Regions from separate parts of the Homo sapiens genome. Here region 2 is linked to region 1. The links are chromatin contacts, found by Hi-C or POLR2A ChIA-PET in ENCODE. All regions are on one chromosome and are shown on one strand. Each heading gives the region's core, a stretch centred on a gene start or an enhancer-like site at or near the end of the contact. The rest is flanking DNA. Distances are from core to core; before and after follow the strand shown.

What was found. A loop is a pair of places that touch in the nucleus more often than their neighbours do. ChIA-PET counts read pairs that join two places held with the same protein, here RNA polymerase II (POLR2A). Pooled maps may share reads with other maps.
Region 2: a loop to region 1 is called in a pooled map, with 3 times the contacts of the local background. The contact joins two enhancer-like sites. A Hi-C loop is called at or near these places in 3 of 37 single-sample maps with no recorded cell type and 2 of 50 pooled maps. POLR2A ChIA-PET finds 5 or more read pairs at or near these places in 1 of 52 experiments (naive thymus-derived CD8-positive, alpha-beta T cell).

What each region holds. Positions count from the first base shown.
Region 1 is chr6:72,824,230-72,828,999 of GRCh38, reverse strand. The region is part of intron 1 of KCNQ5 (potassium voltage-gated channel subfamily Q member 5); the gene reads right to left. Among named protein-coding and RNA genes, the nearest start is that of MIR4282, 140 kb to the left of the region's middle. RefSeq lists an enhancer at 3,504-3,553. Within about 2 kb of position 2,764, at least 2 of the 41 ENCODE cell types and tissues checked have a DNase peak (open chromatin) inside an H3K27ac peak, as active enhancers do.
Region 2 is chr6:72,687,418-72,692,187 of GRCh38, reverse strand. The region is part of intron 1 of KCNQ5 (potassium voltage-gated channel subfamily Q member 5); the gene reads right to left. Among named protein-coding and RNA genes, the nearest start is that of KCNQ5-IT1, 59 kb to the right of the region's middle. RefSeq lists an enhancer at 2,686-2,805. Within about 2 kb of position 2,912, at least 2 of the 41 ENCODE cell types and tissues checked have a DNase peak (open chromatin) inside an H3K27ac peak, as active enhancers do.

The DNA of each region.
Region 1 (4,770 bases), core at 1,515-4,014:
GTATACATACACATTATGTTTAATGTGTGTGTATATATGTAGATATGTACATAAATGTATTTTATTTTGTAGGTTGTATTAAAACAAAGACCACCACAACTAACATCTTACTGAATGGGGAAAAGCTGAAGGTTTTCCTCTAAGAACTAGAATAGGAAGGCTGCCCACTCTCACCACTTTTATTCAACATAGTACTGGAAGTACTAGCCAGAGCAATTAGACCAAACAAAATAAAGAGGCATCCACATTATAAAGGAGAAAAAGTCATTTTGACAAATAGAGGTAGGTAGTACAAAGATTTTTTTTAAAGAGGAAAAGAAGAAGTCAGATTGTCTCTGTAGGTGACGTGACCTTATGTAAAGAAAAATTAAAGGCTCTACCAAAAAACTCTTAGTACTGATAAACGAATTCAGTAAAGTTGCAGGATACAGAATTAATATACAAAAATGAGTAGCATTTCTGTACATGAATGAACTAACAAAAAGAAATCAAGAAGGCAATCTCATTTACAATAGCTACAAAAAAGTAAAATACCTAGCAATAAATTTAACCAAGAAGGTGAAAGTCCTCTATAAGGAACCCTACAAAACACTAATGAAAGGAATTGAAGAGGATACAAACAAATGGAAAGATCCTATGGTCATGGATTAGAAGAATTAATATTGTTGAAATGACAATTCTACCCAATGCAATCTACAGATTCAATGCAATTCCTATCAAAATACCAATGACATTATTCACAGAAATAGAAAAAAACACTTACAATTTGAATAGAGCCACAAAGGACTCTGAGTAGCCAAAGCAATCCTGAGCAAAAAGAACAAAGATGGTGGTACCACACTACCAGTCCTCAATATATACTACAAACCTGCAGGAACTACAACAGCATAGTACTAACATAAAAACAGACACACAGAAGAATGGAACAGAATAAAGAACCCAACAATTAATTCACATATCTACAGCCAACTGATTTTTAATAAAGGTTCCTAGAACACTCATTTGAGAAAGGACAGTCTTGTCAATAAATGCTGCTGGGAAAACTGGATATCCGTATGCAGAAGAATAAAACTAGACTTCCACCTCTTACCCTATATAAAAATCCACTCAAAATGGATCAAAGACCTAAATGTAGGACCTGAAATGATAAAATTACTAGGAGAAAACATATGAGAAACAGTTCAGGACATTGGACTGGGAAAATATTTTATGATCAAGACCTCGAAAGCACAGGAAACAAAAGCAAAAATAAACAACTGGGATTATATAAAACTAAAAAGCTTCTGCACAGCAAAGGAAACATCAACAGAGCAAAAAGACAACTTATAGAATGGAAGAAAATATTTGTAAGCTACTCATTCAATAGGGGATTAATATCTAGAATATACAAGGAACTCAAACATATCAACAGCAAAAACCCAAATAATATGAGTAAAAAATGGTCAAATTATCTGAACAGACATTTATAAAAGGAAGATATACAAATGGCCAACAAATGTATTTAAAAATGCTTGACATCACTAATCATCAGGAAAATGCAAATCAAAACCACAATGTGGTATCTTCTTACCCCAGTTAGGATGGCTATTATAAAAAAGACAAAAAATAACAAATGGTGGTGAGGGTGTGGAGAAAAGGGAACTGTATATTATACCTCTTGTTGGGAACATAAACTAGTACAGCCACTCTAGAGAACAGTATGGAGGTTTCTCATAAAACCACAAATAGAATGACTATATAATCCAGCAATGCCACTACTGGGAACTTATCCAAAGGAAAGAAAGTCATTGTATCAAAAAGACTTCTGCACCCCCATGTTTATTGCCACACTATTCACAATAGCCAAGATACAGCATCAACTGAGGTGTACCACAACAGATGAATGGATCAAGAAAATGTGGCATACATACACAATGGAATACTATTCAGCCATAAAAAGAATGAATTCCTATCATTCATAGCAACATAGATGGAACTGGAGGACATTACGTTATGTGAAATAAGCCAGGAACATAAAGTTAAACACCACATGTTCTCACCCATGTGCAGAAGCTAAAAAAAGTTGATCTCTTGGAAGTATAAAGTAGAACAGAGGAAACTGGAGGCTTGGGAGGGTAGGGGGAAGGGAGGGATAGGGAGAGATTTGTCAAAGGATATAAAAATTATGGCTAAATAGGAGGAATCAGTTATAATGTTTTATACCACTGTGGAAGGACTACAGTTAACAATAATGTATTATATTGTTTCAAATAGCTAGAAGAAATATACTGAATGTTTCTAACACAAGGAAATGATAAATATTAGAGATGATAGATATGCAAATTACCCTGTTCTGATCATTATACATTATATGGATTGAAACATCACTATCTATCACATGAAAATGTATAATTATTATTTGTCAAACAAACATTTTTTTAAAACCCAAGAACAATTAAAAAAAAGAAGATTATAGCAGGAACCTATAGGAGACATTAAACATAAGCATGAATATATTTAAGCAGGTAGCCATACAAGGGAGCTGAAATAAAAGACATTTTTCAATTAGAAATAGTACATATTTCTTCTATTCATTATTTCTTATGATTTTCCTGTAGCTTTTGATGTGAAAGACTGATAGAAAGACACTGACTTTCACTATTTCTAATCCACAAAAAATGACTGTTGTTTCTAAATTTAACTCATTATAATTATCTCTTTTCTCTCCATGGCATTAACAAGGCCTATCATGGGATCTAATGACTAATCTTGCAGGAAGGGTAACTGGTGACTAAAGTATTCCTCATGTCATATATGTGTATATGTATCTTTTGATGGTTAGAGTCGAATGAATTGGTATCTTTACCTTGCAAGTGTGTAGTTTTGCTTTTATACCCTGAATTGCTTTGTGCAAATTACAGTCTCCAGAGCTGAAGCTCCTTGCTGTGGATGAAGGGAAATGGTGGAAAAAGGGCCCCAGAATCAGAATGGCTTTTCCACCAGAGAAGTGTGATTGCTTGCAGGCACAACGCTTAAGGTTGACCCCCATGGAGGCAACTGTGATTGAACAACTGGGTTGGCCTTCTAGATCCCAAATATCCTTCCTATATTTAATCTGATTAAAGTTTTCTCTCTTCATTTAAACATAAAACATTCCATGACACTGATTTACTTCAATATATAAATGACTGGTTTCATTCATTCATCATTCATTCATTTGACAAATACAGTGCCTCCCATGTGCTAGTGTGGGTAGACAAACAGGACTGACTAACAACTATTGCTAGGTGGCTAAAGAATGGGCTGAGAGACTTCCCTTCCCCAGGCAAGTGAGCCTGCTCCCAAGCTCAGCTTCTCCAAGGCCCTCCAAGTTCCACATGTTGCATAGTATAGGTCCCACCTAAAGCCAAACTGTTATTCTAAGTCATGCTCTCTTCCTCTTGCAAATAAGACTTCTCACTGTCACCAAGGAAAAGGAGAGAACCTTCCCTGTGGACCACCAGCTAACTGTTCCTGTTCCCAGTTCCAGTCTGCACTCAGTGACTCATTCTGGCATTTTCTTATGCCTTCTACCAGTGGCACTGTTCTTGTTGCTGGGGAGATATGTATAAAACAAACAAAAATACTTACTTTCAAGGATCTTACATTCTGGTGGGGAAGCCAGACAACAAGTACAGTAAGTAAATAAATGAAATACAGTGCAGCACAACCCAAAGTAGTAAGTGCTGTGGAAAAAATAGAAATCAGGGAAGGGGAACAGAAAGTGTTGGGGATGGTGAGTGGATGTTGCTCTCTTTGCAAAGTAGATTTTTAGGGGTGAAGGGGGAAAAGACAGCCCAGTCTCCCAGCCTAAATGTTCGTTTTTTTGTTGTTGTTGTTGTTTTGTTTTGTTTTTTTCTCCCTAGCCTTCTTCTAGAGCAAAAGTCATCTGGCAGTTTCAGGACAGATGACATCATTACCCAGAGGTCCTCAAAGACAGTGAAGCTTGAAGAGATTTCTTCATGTGTCAAAATGGGAAGATTACTGTCTCTCCTGCCCACTTCTCTGGGTTGTTGTAAAGATCAAAGGAGAGAAGGGCTATAAAGGTGCTTTGAAAACAATGAAAGCTACACACTGAAAAGGCATTATTATCACAGAATTGTGTTAGAAATAAGTGGGATGACTATTTACGTATCCAAATTTTATAATCTATAGTATAAAGATGAGAGAGAGAGACACACACACACACACACACAGAGACAGAGAAAGAAAGAGAGAGAGACTAAATGTAGGTTTTGGCTTGGAATCATATATATCAAGCTGTTAGTTGGCTATATCCAGGTGATATGACACCTTTCTTCCCTATCAAATCTCCATTGCTGGCCAGCACAGCTTCACTCTTCTGAGGTTATTTTTCTCCTTATCATTAGGCTGCAAAGTACATGACCAATCCTAGGATGAAAATATTGATTTTACCATAATAAGTACATGTGCAAATTGAAAGGCAGGTTAATTTTGCAGGCTCTTAAATTACTCAGGCAATAGAAAATATCAATAAATGCCAAGTGAAAAACAGAAAAACTGATGAGAAAACTGATGAGCATCAGTTCTTAAAAGAACACATAATGAATGTTAAAATTATCAGATATTTTGATACAAGAAATAAAACCAACGATTTTCTAATTTAGGTATCATTTTTCCTCTCTTTTTTTAAAATAATTTTTTTCTTCATTATTTCACAGACCCCACCACCGCTGGAATTTACTACAGATCAAGAACTGGTAAAACTGAAGACCATTTATATTGCTCAAT
Region 2 (4,770 bases), core at 1,663-4,162, 140 kb after region 1:
AACACCTGGCATCGAGCAGATGCTCATAAAGGAGTAATGAACTCACCCTTTAGAAACAGCATTGCCTAGGATACAATGAAGTTTTTAAAAACCTTTCTGAAATCACAGCAATGAATACATTAAGTGCAATTTGGTCGAAGAAATTATGAACACTGTTATAACACATTCTATATGAAGACTCTCTCATTAAACCAACATGTTCATAAAACAATCTGTACTGACATGGAGTTAGAGATAACTGACCCTGCACACTACAAGTTGTCCAAATAGCATAAAGCAATTCTACTGACACAAAATATTTATGCTTGAAAATCCAAGCCTAAAAAGTTGACAAATATTTCTATCACAGTCTCACCTCCATTTTGTCAAAATCCACTAAGAACTAATGACATGAATTCATATTACAAAAGAAAGTCTTGCCCCAGTGAACAATGTTAATTTTCCAGCTATGAAAGGTGGAAATGCAGAGTGCCCAGGAGATAAGGACATCTGTCCAAAATGCCAGGCAGTTACCAAAAAAGTGATTATAGTAATTCTTTTTCTTATTTTCCCATCTCTAATATTCCTGTTTCTATTCCTTTCTTGATATTTCACATTTGTACAACTTTCTTCTCTACAATTTAGCTCTTTATTTAGCTCACAAAGTAGGCATTATACTAAGGAGATAGAGTATTCGTCTTCGGCGTCAGTACCAGTTGCCCTTAGCAACCACTACTTCAAGGGAAACCTTATTTTCATCTGCTAACTCAAAATACGACTAAAGGGTCAACCGCAGAGCAATTGTAAAGGGCAGGTATTAAACTGACAAATTGCTCAATGTAAGACCCTCTTTCATTTGAATTATTCCAGTGGCATTGGGTGTTTTGTTCACAAATATTTCATAAGTCATAGGGTTTATAAATCGGTTTTTAAATGATACTTATGAAAAATAGAACTATACATTCCAACTTGAGATCTCTTTATTATTGAGGCTATGGAGAGGAATCACATAATTAACACAAGTCTAATGCAAACAAAGATAAGTGAAGGGAATATTCTTTTCAAATATATTATGCCAAATACTCTGAAACTATAACTCCTTTTGAATTTACTGATTTTTGAGTTCAAGTTTCCAAAAACCTATGCTAAGAAGAAAAGCCAGTTTGCTCTCTATTACTAGTTTAAGCTAATAAACACAGTGGTTAAGAGGCTAATAATTCTGAATATTTTGAATTGTTTTCTGATATATAACAATTCTTTAGGAAATATTAAGGAAAACATAAGACATAAAGGATAAATATAATTTTCATTATTTTTATAATTCTTAAAGGACATCTATATATAATTTATATATGGTATTCTAAATGAAATTATACTTTAGCATCTTTCCTATGAAGAATGGAAAAAAAACTGCAAAAGAACACATACAGTTTCACTATTGTTGTGGCTTAAGAAATAAAAAGTATTGTACTATTAGGCTTTTTTTTTTTTTTCTTGGTAACAGATTTCAGGAGGCATGGGCTGCCCCATTAGAGTTCTGTATGCAGTTGGGGGAACAGATGTTGACAGCAGCAGCAGCCTTTATGTTGACACTTCACAGGCTTTGCCTCTTCTACTGTAAATCTTTTGTAGATTTACAAATAACTGGGAACACCAATGTTTTACATTAAGTAAACTTGATTCAATAGTAGGTGTCAAGAAATTTTACCAATCTTCTGTCCACAACCCTAAATAGGAAACAAACTTTCCTTTCATGAAACACACAATTCAGTGAGGGAGATGAGGCAAAGAGAAGAGTGGGAACCAAAGAACAGAGATTCAGAAGCAGGTAAAAAAAATTTAGGAAGAGTAACTTGAAAATATGATGATGATGAAATTATATTAATAAACATAGGACAGCAACTATGTTTGATTGTAACAAATTAATTCTGTGGAAACAGCATGTTTTCTTTTTCTTTTCTTTTTTGTTTTTTTGGAGACGGGATCACGGCTCACTGCAACCTCTGGCTTCTGGGTTCAGGCGATTCTCTTGCCTCAGCCTCCTGAGTAGCTAGGACTAGAGCATCCGCCATCATACCCAGCTAATTTTTATATTTTTAGTAGAGACGGGGTTTCACCATGTTAGCCAGGCTGGTCTCCAACTCCTGGTCTCAAGTGATCCACCCACCTCAGCTCCCAAAGTGCTGGAATTATAGACGTAAGCAACCGCGCCTGGCCATTTTCATGCTTTTGTAAGCCACTCTAGCTAAATCTGGAAATTCAAGTTACAAATTCAATCTTGTACTCTTTAAGTAACTCTTAAATAACTAAATAACTCTCGAAACAGAAGAAAAATCAGTTACCCAATCAGATTACTGTCAACTTACTATGGGTTTTTGTTTTGTTTTTCACTTTCCTGTTGCACTGAGGTTGAAAAAAAAAAAAACGCTTGTTTTCAACTAGAAAAACTAAATATAGCTAAGTTATTTTAAAACTGCATGCAATGTCACTGAATTGTAATGCATTTCAGGTATGTAAATTTTACCACAGTATCAATAATTTTAAAACTTTTACCATTTGCCTAATACTTTGTGGGTATAAGTATATATAATCTTCCAATTTTTAGTTAAACACAAATTCTCAGCTACTACAAAGTCTGCCACCTCTGAAACTTTCTAAAGGGACTGAAATGTTCCATTGTGGGTCTCTCACAAATGTGTTTTACTCTGTTAGCGAGGCTGCCGTTTGGGATTCCCCATCTGCCAGATGCTCCTTAATTTTTCTGGGTTGATGCTGTCTCATCTAGTCCCCCTTGGACAAATGACCACTTTGGATGAGTTAGGGATGTTGCTTGAGATCGAAGAATGCTTCTTTTTGGTGGAGATTTTCTGTTTTGTTTTTTCTGTGTGAAGGCTAGCTATGTCCCAGGGGAATTAGACTCATGACTTAAAGTCCCTTAGTCACTGCCCCCTTGTCTCTGCTCTTACTCATTCTGTTCCGCCATTGACGCTTGAAAGCACCACAGGTTTGTAGAGCTATGGGAGTAGCTGCATGGTTTTTGTTTTCTAACCAGGACTCCAAAGGGTTATATCTGGTAAGTTCATTTACTTTAAACCTCAAAATTAACTGCAAATAGGCCATCAGTAAATTCCCAACTGCAAGAACTTTGAATGAGTAATGAACATTTAATGACTTAAGGTTACATTTTTAATAGTCAAAACTCTTTAATTATTTTTATAGCTATAATGTTTTTCTCACTCTAAAGAATTGTTTTTACTTTAACATGTGCTCTGTTTTGACATGAAATATTTCTTGAGGTAATAAGCTTTTACCAAGCTTATATTTTTGGGCAATTCAGTTACAATGAGAAAAAAACACACCAAAAGACCAAAAATTTTAAAAACTCACTTTTCTTGCAATCATAGACATTTTGCATTATTATAGAACATTCAAACAAGTTAGGTGGATAATTATTGTCTATAGATAAATACGATGCAATTTTAATAAGAATTTGAAGAATGACATTAAATGCTGTCTGAAACCTTTTGTATTTTTTTAATGTATGACCATACTCCGTATATACTTAGATAACTTATCCAGAAACCTCAACTGTATTGAACATTGCTGAGAGAAATCAACAATAATTTTAACAGATATGATGACAGTAAAAATTGATTGCATATCTTTTTGCACTAAAACTTTTATATTTATTTACAAGCGGGAACTCCATTCTGCCACAGAGACCCTGTAAATTCTCCTTTTAGGTATACTGTAATTTGGACCAGTTTCTTCATCTGGTTTCCCAAAGCATAAACAAGAAGAAGCTGCAAATGAAGAAGGATAAAGATAAAGAAATGCTGGAAGTAAACTTGGATCTTAGTCTAGACTTAGACAATGGGAAAGAAAGAAACTCTCTTAAAAGAGTGAACCTTAAGAACCTAGTAACCTGGGAAATCTTGAAGAGCCCCTGAAGTTGCTGTGTTGTACAAAAGAAGATGTTCTGAATGCTATTTCTGAAACTTCAAATAAAGTGTAAACTCTGCTCAGTATAAAGTGTAAACTCTGCTCAGTATAGTTAGATTAAGAAAGCAATGTAACATGCATTTAGAACACTTTAAAAAGTGATCAGTATTGGGAGGCCGAGGCAGGTGGATCACAAGGTCAAGAAATTGAGACCACCCTGGCCAATATGGTGAAACCCCGTCTCTACTAAAAATACAAAAATTAGCTGGGCATGGTGATGCGCACCTGTAGTCCCAGCTACTTGGGAGGCTGAGGCAGAAGAATCGCTTGAACCTGGGAGGCGGAGGTTGCAATGAGCCGACATCACGCCACTGCACTCCAGCCTGGGCGACAGAGAGAGACTCACTCCATGTCAAAAAAAAAAAAAAAAAGGGATCAATAAAAAGACTAGCATTTTGCAAACTGGAGCTCTTATGGGTTCTTTTCACTTCTTAGGAAAAATATTTCATTTCTTTTTCCTAGAAAAAGCCAAATAAATGAAACATCATTCTACAGTTTGAGACACAATGCTTATAATATAAACAGAAGTAAAATGTGACTCAGGACTTTCCTAAACTTACTTTACATCCATCATTTGCCTAGCACTTCAAGTATGCTTTCACTTTTTATCTCCTTAAATCCCCATAATGTTCTTCCCAGTCCAAATCAGATGGCTTTTTTCTGAACTTCTTGGAGCACTGTAAATATGGTCACATGTATTGTCATTGTCGACTTACTGTCTGTTTCCACTAGCCATGTGCTCCTTGAAGGCAGGGCCTACGGTTCTCTTTGTCTCTCTTGTCCTCAGGA